Linked DNA regions of Homo sapiens: all the other regions are linked to region 3. The links are chromatin contacts, found by Hi-C in ENCODE. All regions are on one chromosome and are shown on one strand. The core of a region is the stretch at or near the end of the contact, and the rest is flanking DNA. Distances in the headings are between cores, read along the strand shown.

Region 1 (2,839 bases), core at 328-2,827, 5.1 Mb after region 3:
GATGGGGAGGTCTCATTGGTGGAGCAGAAAAAGTGCATAGGACGTGACCTCGTTCCAAACCCGAGCTCTCCCCGTCCGCCCCACCCAGTTCTCAACTCTCTGCTCCTCGCGCTTGTAATTGTTAATAGAGAAGGCCTGGCCTGCAAGGCTGTGTCGTAGGGTCCCGGCCAGGCTGAAAGGGAGGGGTGGGGCCGCGTTAAAGGGGCGTGGCCAGATCCAGAAAGGACTATAAGGAGGCGGGGCTGGGCCGGAGGAGCCTGCAGTGGTGTGCGTGGCCCGGGGGTCCCCACTCACTGGTCTCCACCGCCCCCACGGCCTCGGTGCAGACGTCCACGCCCGGCGCGCACTTCACTGTCTTCATCTTGTTCGGGGAGCATCCGTCATCTGCTTTCTGCACGCAGCTGTAGCACTCCAGGGCCTGCGCTCCTGGGGGAGCGGAGCCGAATAGACCTGAGCCCTCCTTGCTAAAGCGTCCACCCCCAAGGAGAAATAGTCCTTCCCATGCCCTCTGTCCCGGGATTAGACAGTCTTATTGCACACACTTTTCCAGGGCAGGAGTAGGGAAAAGCTTTCCACAAATCTGGAAGCACGGGAATCACTGGACCCTTTTCCTTCACACCCACTATGCCAACTGTGGGCACATCCTTCCGACAGCCCTGTATGCCCACTGTAGGCGATCCCCGCCATGAAGCCCCTCATCCCGGGGTAGGAAGGATACCTCCTCACGGTTTTCTGCTCAGAATGAGAGAACTTTTCCCACAGTGTGTGGGAGAACTTTTCCCACAGTAGACTGTGCTCAGTGAGGGATCCCTTCCCACAGCCCCCTTCTGCTCAAATGAGAGAACACTACCCACAGCTTCTCTGCCCAGGACAGGGAACACTTTTTTCTTTTTTTCTTTTTTTCTTTTTTTTTTTTTTGAGACGGAGTCTCGCTCTGTCGCCAGGCTGGAGTGCAGTGGCGCAATCTCGGCTCACTGCAACCTCCCCTCCTGGATTCAAACGATTCTCCTGCCTCAGCCTCCCGAGTAGCTGGGACTACAGGCTCGCGCTACCGCGCCCAGCTAATTTTTGTATTTTTAGTAGAGACAGGGTTTCACCATGTTGGCCAGGCTGGTCTCGATCGTTTGACCTCATGATCCGCCTGCCTCGGCCTCCCAAAGTGCTGAGATTACAGGCATGAACCACCGCGCCCGGCCTAGGAACAGGGGACTTCTTTCTGCAGCTTCAGGATAGGAAAATTTTGCCCACAGCTCCCCTTGTCCGTGGTGGGGAACCCTTCCTACGGCCCATGGTGGAGGACCCTTCCCTCTGCCTCCCTTGCTTAGGATGGGGGAACTTTGCCCACAGTGCCCTCTGCTTATGTGGGGATCCTTCCCACAGCCTTCTCTGTACGGGGCCAGAGGAGCCTCCTCCCTAAGAGCCCCCACTCTACCCCCTCCACCTCTCCGGGCAGCAGACCCACCTCCGCGAAGCAGCAGCAGCAGCAGCCAGCCTGCAGTCCAGATCATGGCCTGGGCACCTGCTTTCCTGGCGGGGTCCATGGCTCCGTCCTGCTCCCTTGGCGTCCCCCCTGGATGTGCCGCCTCCGAGCTCGGGCCCTCTTACCTGAGCCCAGGATGAGTAACCTCGCCCCAGGCAACCCCAGCCTTGCCCAACCGGGCCAACTCAGCGTCGGCTGTGGGGCGGGGCCCCGCCCCTAGGCGCGTCATCCAAGGGAGAGCGGTCCCTGCCCTGTGAAGTTGCCAAGGAGGGAAAGGGTGGGAGCTGAGGTTCCCTGACAGCTCGCGGGAGAAAGTCTGTGTGTGTTTGGAGTGGGAGAGTAGTGGGGCTTAAAGACAGGCTGGGGCTACTCGACATTCAGTGTTCGGTAACTGTTAAATGAGCATCTACAGTGTGCCCGGCTTTGGTCTAGGTAATGCTGGAGATGAAGACAGAACCAGTGCCTGTCCTGGCAGAGCTCACAGTCTGATGGGGGAGACAGATGCTAATCAAATAATCGTACAAATTGGTGTTTACCAAAGAGACTAAGACACTGAAGGAAAAAGTGTAGTGATACAAGGAGATGTGCAGTCTAGAAGTGGGGGCTGGTCGGTGAGGGCTTCCTTGAGGTTATCTGAGATGCAACCTCAAGGGCATGCAGGATGTAGCCAGCTAGAGCAGGTCAAGAGAGGGACACAGCCCTTTACAAGCAGAGGGAACAGCACGTGGGAGCACCTGGAGGTAGGAGGTAGGATGGACCATTCAAACATGGAAAGGAGAGCAGTGCTCCTGAGCTCAGAAGTCCATGAGAGAAGGGCAGGAACTGAGATGAAAGAGTCAGGCAGAGGCCGAGACACTCAGGGCATCAGAGGCCCCGACAAGAGATTTGGATTAATTTTGAGAATAGTAGAGAACCTTTAAGAGGGTCTAAATGAGCTGGAGGACATAATAGATTTGCTTCCTAATATGATCAACCTGAGAAATAGTGCAGCTAGCCATCAAGAAGTAAATGGAGGCCGGGCGCGGTGGCTCATGCCTGTAATCCCAGCAATTTGGGAGGCCGAGCTGGGTGGATCACTTGAGATCAGGAGTTTGAGACCAGCCTGGGCAACATGGCGAAACCTCATCTCTATTAAAAAAAAATAATAAATTTAAAAAAATTAGCCAGGTGCAGTGGCGTGCACCTGCTGTCCCAGCTACTCGGAAGGGTAGGGCAGGAGAATCACTTGAGCCCAGGAGGTGGAGGTTGCAGTGAGCTGAGATCACGCCACTGCACTCCAGCCTGGGCAACAGAGTGAGACCCTGTCTCAAAAAAAAAAATTTAAAAATTTAAAAATTAAAAAAAAGTAAATGGATCTGA
Region 2 (2,901 bases), core at 217-2,716, 5.2 Mb after region 3:
TCATTTGGGAAGAGTGGATGGGGGGTAAATCAAACAATACTGGTCATGAGTGAATAATTATTTTAAAAACTTTTTTTTTAAAGATACGGGGTATCACTCTGTTGCGCAGGCTGGAATGCAGTAACACAATCATAGCTCATTGCAGACATGAACTCCTGGGTGAGTCCCCACTCCCTACCCCCGTGAAATAGCTGGGACTACAGGCTGCCATTAAGCCAGACTTTTTTTTTTTTTTTTTTTTTTTTTTTAAGATGGGGAGGTGTCTCACTATGTTGCCTAGGCTGGGATTTTTGTTTGTTTGGGTTTTTGGTTTTTTTGTTTTTTTGAGACGGAGTCTCACTCTGTTGCCCAGGCTGGAGTGCAGTGGCTTGATCTTGGCTCACTGCAACCTCTGCCTCCCAGGTTCAAGCCATCCTCCCACCTCAGCCTCCGGAGTAGCTGAGATTACAAGCGTGTGCCACCATGCCTGACTAATTTTTGTATTTTTAGTAGAGACGGGTTTTCACCATGTTGGCCAGGCTGGTCTCGAACTCCTGACGTCAGGTGATCCGTCCACCTCCGCCTCCCAAAGTGCTGGGATTACAGGCGTGAGCCACCGTGCCTAGCCCCCGTCTAGTTTGGAAATCCTGGGCTCAAGTGATTCGCCCGCCTCTGCCTCCCAGAGTGCTGGGATTACAGGCATGAGACAGGGAGCCCGGCCTAGGCACTTTCTAGTCTAAACACTTTCCATTGATTATCATATTTAATCCTAAAAACGCTCCATTTTATAGATGAGGAAACAGGCCTAGAAAGAGAGCTAGAAAGGGTCACACGGCTAGAAAGTGGCACAGCCGTATTCCAAACCAGTTACCCAGGCAATCTGGCTCCAGAGTCCAAATAACCCCGCCAAACTCCCAGGGATCGCCAGACCTTGCGGGTTATCGGACTGAGACCCACCCATGCAGAGGACTTTTATGGGCATTTCCTGGTCCTTTCTGCACCAGGCAGGAAGGTGCACCGCCACTGCTCGGGAAGAATGCTAAGCTGCATGCCACCCCAGGCCTGGCACCAAGAGCATGGGCCAGGGCACCTCGGGACCACCCAGGCTTCCGAGGGGGAAGGTAGATGGGTGCGTGGCTGAGAATCTTGAATCACCCAATAGCGAGGTGTGCCAAGGCGCTGTGCAAATAACGTGCCTTTTATTGGGCACTGGCTCTCTTTGAGCCCGGAGTCCCGCCCCCGCCCTCTCTCGAAGAACTGGCCAGACTTTTTGCAAACGCCTTGAAGGGTAGAATTAGCAGCGAGCTCTTGAAACTGCCTCTGGAGATGGAACTCAGCGGAATTCTCGAAAAGAAGAGGGACATTAAAAAGACGGGTGCATGCACTGATTTCCAAGCGCAGTTTGTCCATGTTAGTCTTGTACATGCTTGACTCCAGTCAGCCACCGTAGGCCCCGCCACCGGCGGTGCACTTTCTGTCGATACGGTAGCTTCGCGCTTGCTCACGAACTTGCCTGCCTGGCTGGCGCACCCAGCCCCTCCTTCCATTCCTTCTTCCCCCTCTCTGCAGCCTCTGCCAGCCCGCACTGCGCATGCTTTCTGACGCCCCCTTTGGTCCAGCGTGGGAGGAGGGGATGGAAATGAGGTTGGGCTAAGCAGCTTGCGCGCGCTCCCTTGCCTGCCCTCCCCCGACGCCGGACGCGCGCCGGGCGGGGCAGCTCCGCTGGTCCGAGGGCAGTGCAGCAGCGGCGACAGCGGCTGCGGCCGTGGCCGTGGCGGGAGGAGCCGGAAGCCCCGCCCCCGGGGAGGGGCCGTCCTGCAGGTGAGGGCGCAGGGGTTCGGGCGCGGATATTGGCTTGCAGGCTGAATGCCAGAATCACCCCGAGGGAGATCGGTTGTGGTCCGGACGCCTAGATTCTGGAGATGCTGGAGGGACTGTGCATTGGTGCCAGAGCCTCGGGAGGGTGCATCGGTGCCTGAATGTCTGATTCCGAGGGGTGCATTGAATCCTTTACGCTTGGGACTCTGAGGGAAAAGTCCATTAGGGGTCTCTGGACCGCGACGCATGCCAGGTTCCTTCCGTATCTTCCTCCAGGTCCCCCCTCTATCCTCCACGGCCCCATCCAAGCCAGGGATGAAATTTAACGGCAAGAAGGGCGCAGTTGACGCGGCGTCAATGAACTGAGACTAAGTCAAAAGCCGGGTAAAGCTAGGTCTTCGACGTGAAGCCCCGCCCACTGTGCCCATAGGCCCCTCCCCTGGGACGGTGATGAAAGACCTGCCCACTCCGCTCGAAGGCCCCCGCCCCCTGGGTCTAGTTTCAGAACAAGACTTTTTTTGTACAGCCCCGCCCATTCCAGGACTGCAGGGTCTGGTGGGGAAGGTCCCGCCCACTCTGCGCATAGGCCCCGCCGGCTCCGCGCTTAAGACGGCCGCTGAGTTAGTTGTGGAGACTCCGCCCACTCTGCTGAAAGACTCCAACCCTGGGTTTAGATAGCGAAGGGACTGCCTCTGGCTTGAATTTGCATAGCCCCGCTCACTGTGCTCTTAGGCTCCGCCTCCCCGCTAAGCCTGCCCCCGCCTTAGCATCCCATACTTGCAGACCTTGCTCCTAAACAGTGTGATCCCTCATTTTAGGCCCTCCAACCCTATCCCCATCAGCCTGGTCATCACCGGCGTCACCCCCGCCCCGCGCCCTGCCCCTAGGTTCCTGTGCCAGCAAGATGCTGGAGCGAGGCGCGGAGTCCGCGGCCGGGGCTACCGATCCTAGTCCCACTGGCAAGGAACCAGTGACCAAAGAAGGTGAGAGTGCCCCGCCTGTGAGTAGGGAGCATTCTCCAGGAACGGGGGCCAAAATAATCACATTCTGGGGGAATCTCAGGGTGAAAATTTGAGGGCCCTAGGGTGATGACTATTTGGGATC
Region 3 (2,886 bases), core at 102-2,601:
CAAGGCAGGTGGATCACCCTCTTTTTTTTTTTTTTTTTTTTTTTTTGAGGCGAAGTCTTGCTCTGTCGCCCAGGCTGGTGCAATCTCGCCTCAGTGCAACCTCTGCCTCCTGGGTTCAAGTGATTCTCAAGCCTCAGACTCCCAAGTAGCCGGGATTACAGGTGCTCGCCACCACACCCGGCTAATTTTGTGTACTTTTATTAGAGATAGGATTTTGCTGTTACCCAAGCTGGTCTCCAACTCCTGGCCCCAAGTGATTCGCCCACCTCGACCTCCCAAAGTGCTGAGATTATAGGTGTAGGCCAGCACGCCCAGCCTGCCCTCTCACTACAAATCTCCTTCTCCTGGGTAACTTTTCATGATCAGAATTATCCTCTTCCATGCCGGGTGCGGTGGCTCACGCCTGTAATCCCAGCACTTTGGGAGGCCTAGGCGGGCGGATCACCTGAGGTCGGGAGTTTGAGACCAGCTTGACCAACATGGAGAAACCCCGTCTATACCACCCCGGGCGTGGTGGCCTGCGCCTGTAATCCCAGCTACTTGGGAGGCTGAGGCAGGAGAATCGCTTGAACCCGGGAGGCGGAGGTTGCGGTGACCTGAGATCGCGCCATTGCACTCCAGCCTTGGCAACAAGAACAAAACTAGGTCTCAAAAAAAAAAAAAAAAGAAAAAGAAGTATCCTCTTCCAGGAAGCTTCACTGACACCCCTAGGCTGGGTCATGTGCCTCCTCAGGGCTCCCACAACATCTCCATCCCAACACAGGGCCTGACACATGGGAGTTGAGACAAGTTAGGTTGAATGAATAAATGAAACACACAGCACACTCACGGAGATGAAGAGACAGGAAAAGGGGGCCAACAGCACAATACAGGTTCGCTTCTTAAATGAGCGGTAGGCATGGCCCTCTGCGCTCCCGGGGGGCCACGAAGCTGTCCTAAGGGTGTGGGCGACAGCAGGCGGGTACTGGGGAGCCACGGAAGGGTGGGGAGCAGGGAAGGGCGGATCGCTAACTGCAAATGAATGAAAGTTGCATTTCTCTGCATATCGCACGCTATCCAGTCCCAAGTTGTTTTCTTCTAAAGGAATTTCCTAAAGAATCGCCCCCCAAGGGGCCTCCTACCCGAACCTGGCATCCCAGCGCTGTGCACACCTCAGGGTTCCAGATCCTTGATCTCGTGACCTCTGACCTGCAGTGACCTCGCCAACCGACGCGGCCGCCCCGCCACGCCCCCGCCCGCCCGATCTCCTCCGCCGGCCACGTACGCCACTTACGCAGCCGGGGCGTCCCCGCAGCCGCCGCCGCCAAGCCTGCCGGGTGCATCCTTCGCCGCCGCCACCTAAGCCGCGGTTCGGAGCGTGCCCGCCCGGCTCCCGTACCCACGCCCCGCCGGCGAAGAGACAGCCAATGGACGTCAGGATTGAGGGAAGGCCTCGCCCCCACCCCCCCGACCCCTCCAGCCCCCCCCTTCACGGAGGCCTGGACGACTGGGCGGTGCCTTACGTAAGAGGCGGAGACTGGGCTACTGGGCTCATGCAGTAAAGCGAGTCAAGGCCTGAGTGGCAGGAGGGCGAGGCCGGGACCAATCCCAGGAGGAGGCGGTGTCTGCCACGACAGAAAATGAGTGTCTGCCCCTTGCCGGGGCTCACGCCCCTAACTCCAGCACTTTGGGAGGCCGAGGCGGGAGGATTGCTTCAGCCCAGGGATTCGAGACTAGCCTGAGCAACATAGTGACCCTCGCCCCGCCCCATCCCTACAATTTTTTTTTTTTTTAATTTAGCCAGGCTCAGTGGCTTAACGCCTGTAATCTCAGCACTTTGGAAGGCTGAGGATCGCTTGAGCCCAGGAGTTCGAGACCAGCCTGGGCAACAGCGAGATCTCCATCGCTACAAAACATTTTTTAAAATGTAAATATCGAGCGAAAAGGTCGATGGGAAATGCAGTTCTCTGCAGACAGCCGTTCAGTTTGGGTCATTGAGAGCACTGGAGAGCCAGAAAAGGCTGTGGAGCAAGGAAAAGAGAAACATTTGTGTTCCTGAGGGGCTAATTGGAGTTGTAGGGGCTTATACAATTTTTGACATCCCTTAGGTATTAAAGTAAATATTTATTTATTTTGAGACAGGGTCTTCCTCTGTTTTCCAGGCTGCCTCGGACCCCCTGAGCTCAAGTGATCCTCCTGCCTCAGCCTCCCCAGTAACTGGCACCACAGGCATGCACCACCATGCCCAGCTAATTTTTAAATTTTTTGTCAAAACAGGATCTTGCTATGTTGCCCAGGCTGGTCTCGAATTCCTGGGCTCAAGCCATCCTCCTGCTTCAGCCTCCTAAAGCATTAGGATTACAGACATGAGCCACAGTGCCCGGCCTTAAAGTGAATATTTAGAGTGAGAAAAGGAAACCCAACAAGTTAGGTGAGAAGAACCAGGTGTCTCTCTTGGAATAGATCTTAAGGCAGTTTCCCAGAAATTCATAAAAATGTTCTCACATTGCAACCTGGTTCCCTCTGTCCACCAAAAGCATTCTACAACCCCCAGCAACTCACAGCACACAGGCGCACCTGCAAGTGAAGAGCCCTGCCCACCTAGCGTCCTTAGTCTCTCCTCTCTCTGACTCTCAGTCTCCCCCCTTCTCTCCCTCTCAGACTCCCCGACTTATCTCAGGAAAACATAGTGGTGGAAGTTACTTCTGCGCAGCGATAGCGCATCCGGAAGGATGTCAGCAAGTGACCCTATCGCTGTGGCTTCCTCTTCCTCCTCTGAGACGTTGTCTTTTTGGAGACCTTAAGGGCTGCTCCTGGTTTCTCAGTGATGAGTGCTGGCTCCACTGTGGTTCCTTTTTGTGAGCGAAATGCCCGCATTCTTCTTCACCTCTGATTTAGCCTCTGTCC

The links. A loop is a pair of places that touch in the nucleus more often than their neighbours do. Pooled maps may share reads with other maps.
Region 1: a loop to region 3 is called in a pooled map, with 17 times the contacts of the local background. The contact joins the promoter of LYPD3 here to the promoter of YIF1B in region 3. A Hi-C loop is called at or near these places in 4 of 50 pooled maps.
Region 2: a loop to region 3 is called in a pooled map, with 14 times the contacts of the local background. The contact joins the promoter of ZNF575 here to the promoter of YIF1B in region 3. A Hi-C loop is called at or near these places in 4 of 50 pooled maps.

Annotation. Positions count from the first base shown.
Region 1 is chr19:43,464,031-43,466,869 of GRCh38, forward strand. LYPD3 (LY6/PLAUR domain containing 3) reads right to left here and starts at 1,578. Exons shown (of 5, transcript NM_014400.3): 1 at 1,463-1,578; 2 at 295-426. The coding sequence starts at 1,541. RefSeq lists an enhancer at 1-330.
Region 2 is chr19:43,531,722-43,534,622 of GRCh38, forward strand. ZNF575 (zinc finger protein 575) reads left to right here and starts at 1,467. Exons shown (of 4, transcript NM_174945.3): 1 at 1,467-1,800; 2 at 2,074-2,181; 3 at 2,616-2,780. The coding sequence starts at 2,702. RefSeq lists a silencer at 1,573-1,882.
Region 3 is chr19:38,314,596-38,317,481 of GRCh38, forward strand. It overlaps YIF1B (Yip1 interacting factor homolog B, membrane trafficking protein), which reads right to left and starts at 1,352. Exons shown (of 8, transcript NM_001039672.3): 1 at 1,265-1,352. The coding sequence starts at 1,322. RefSeq lists a silencer at 1,187-1,676.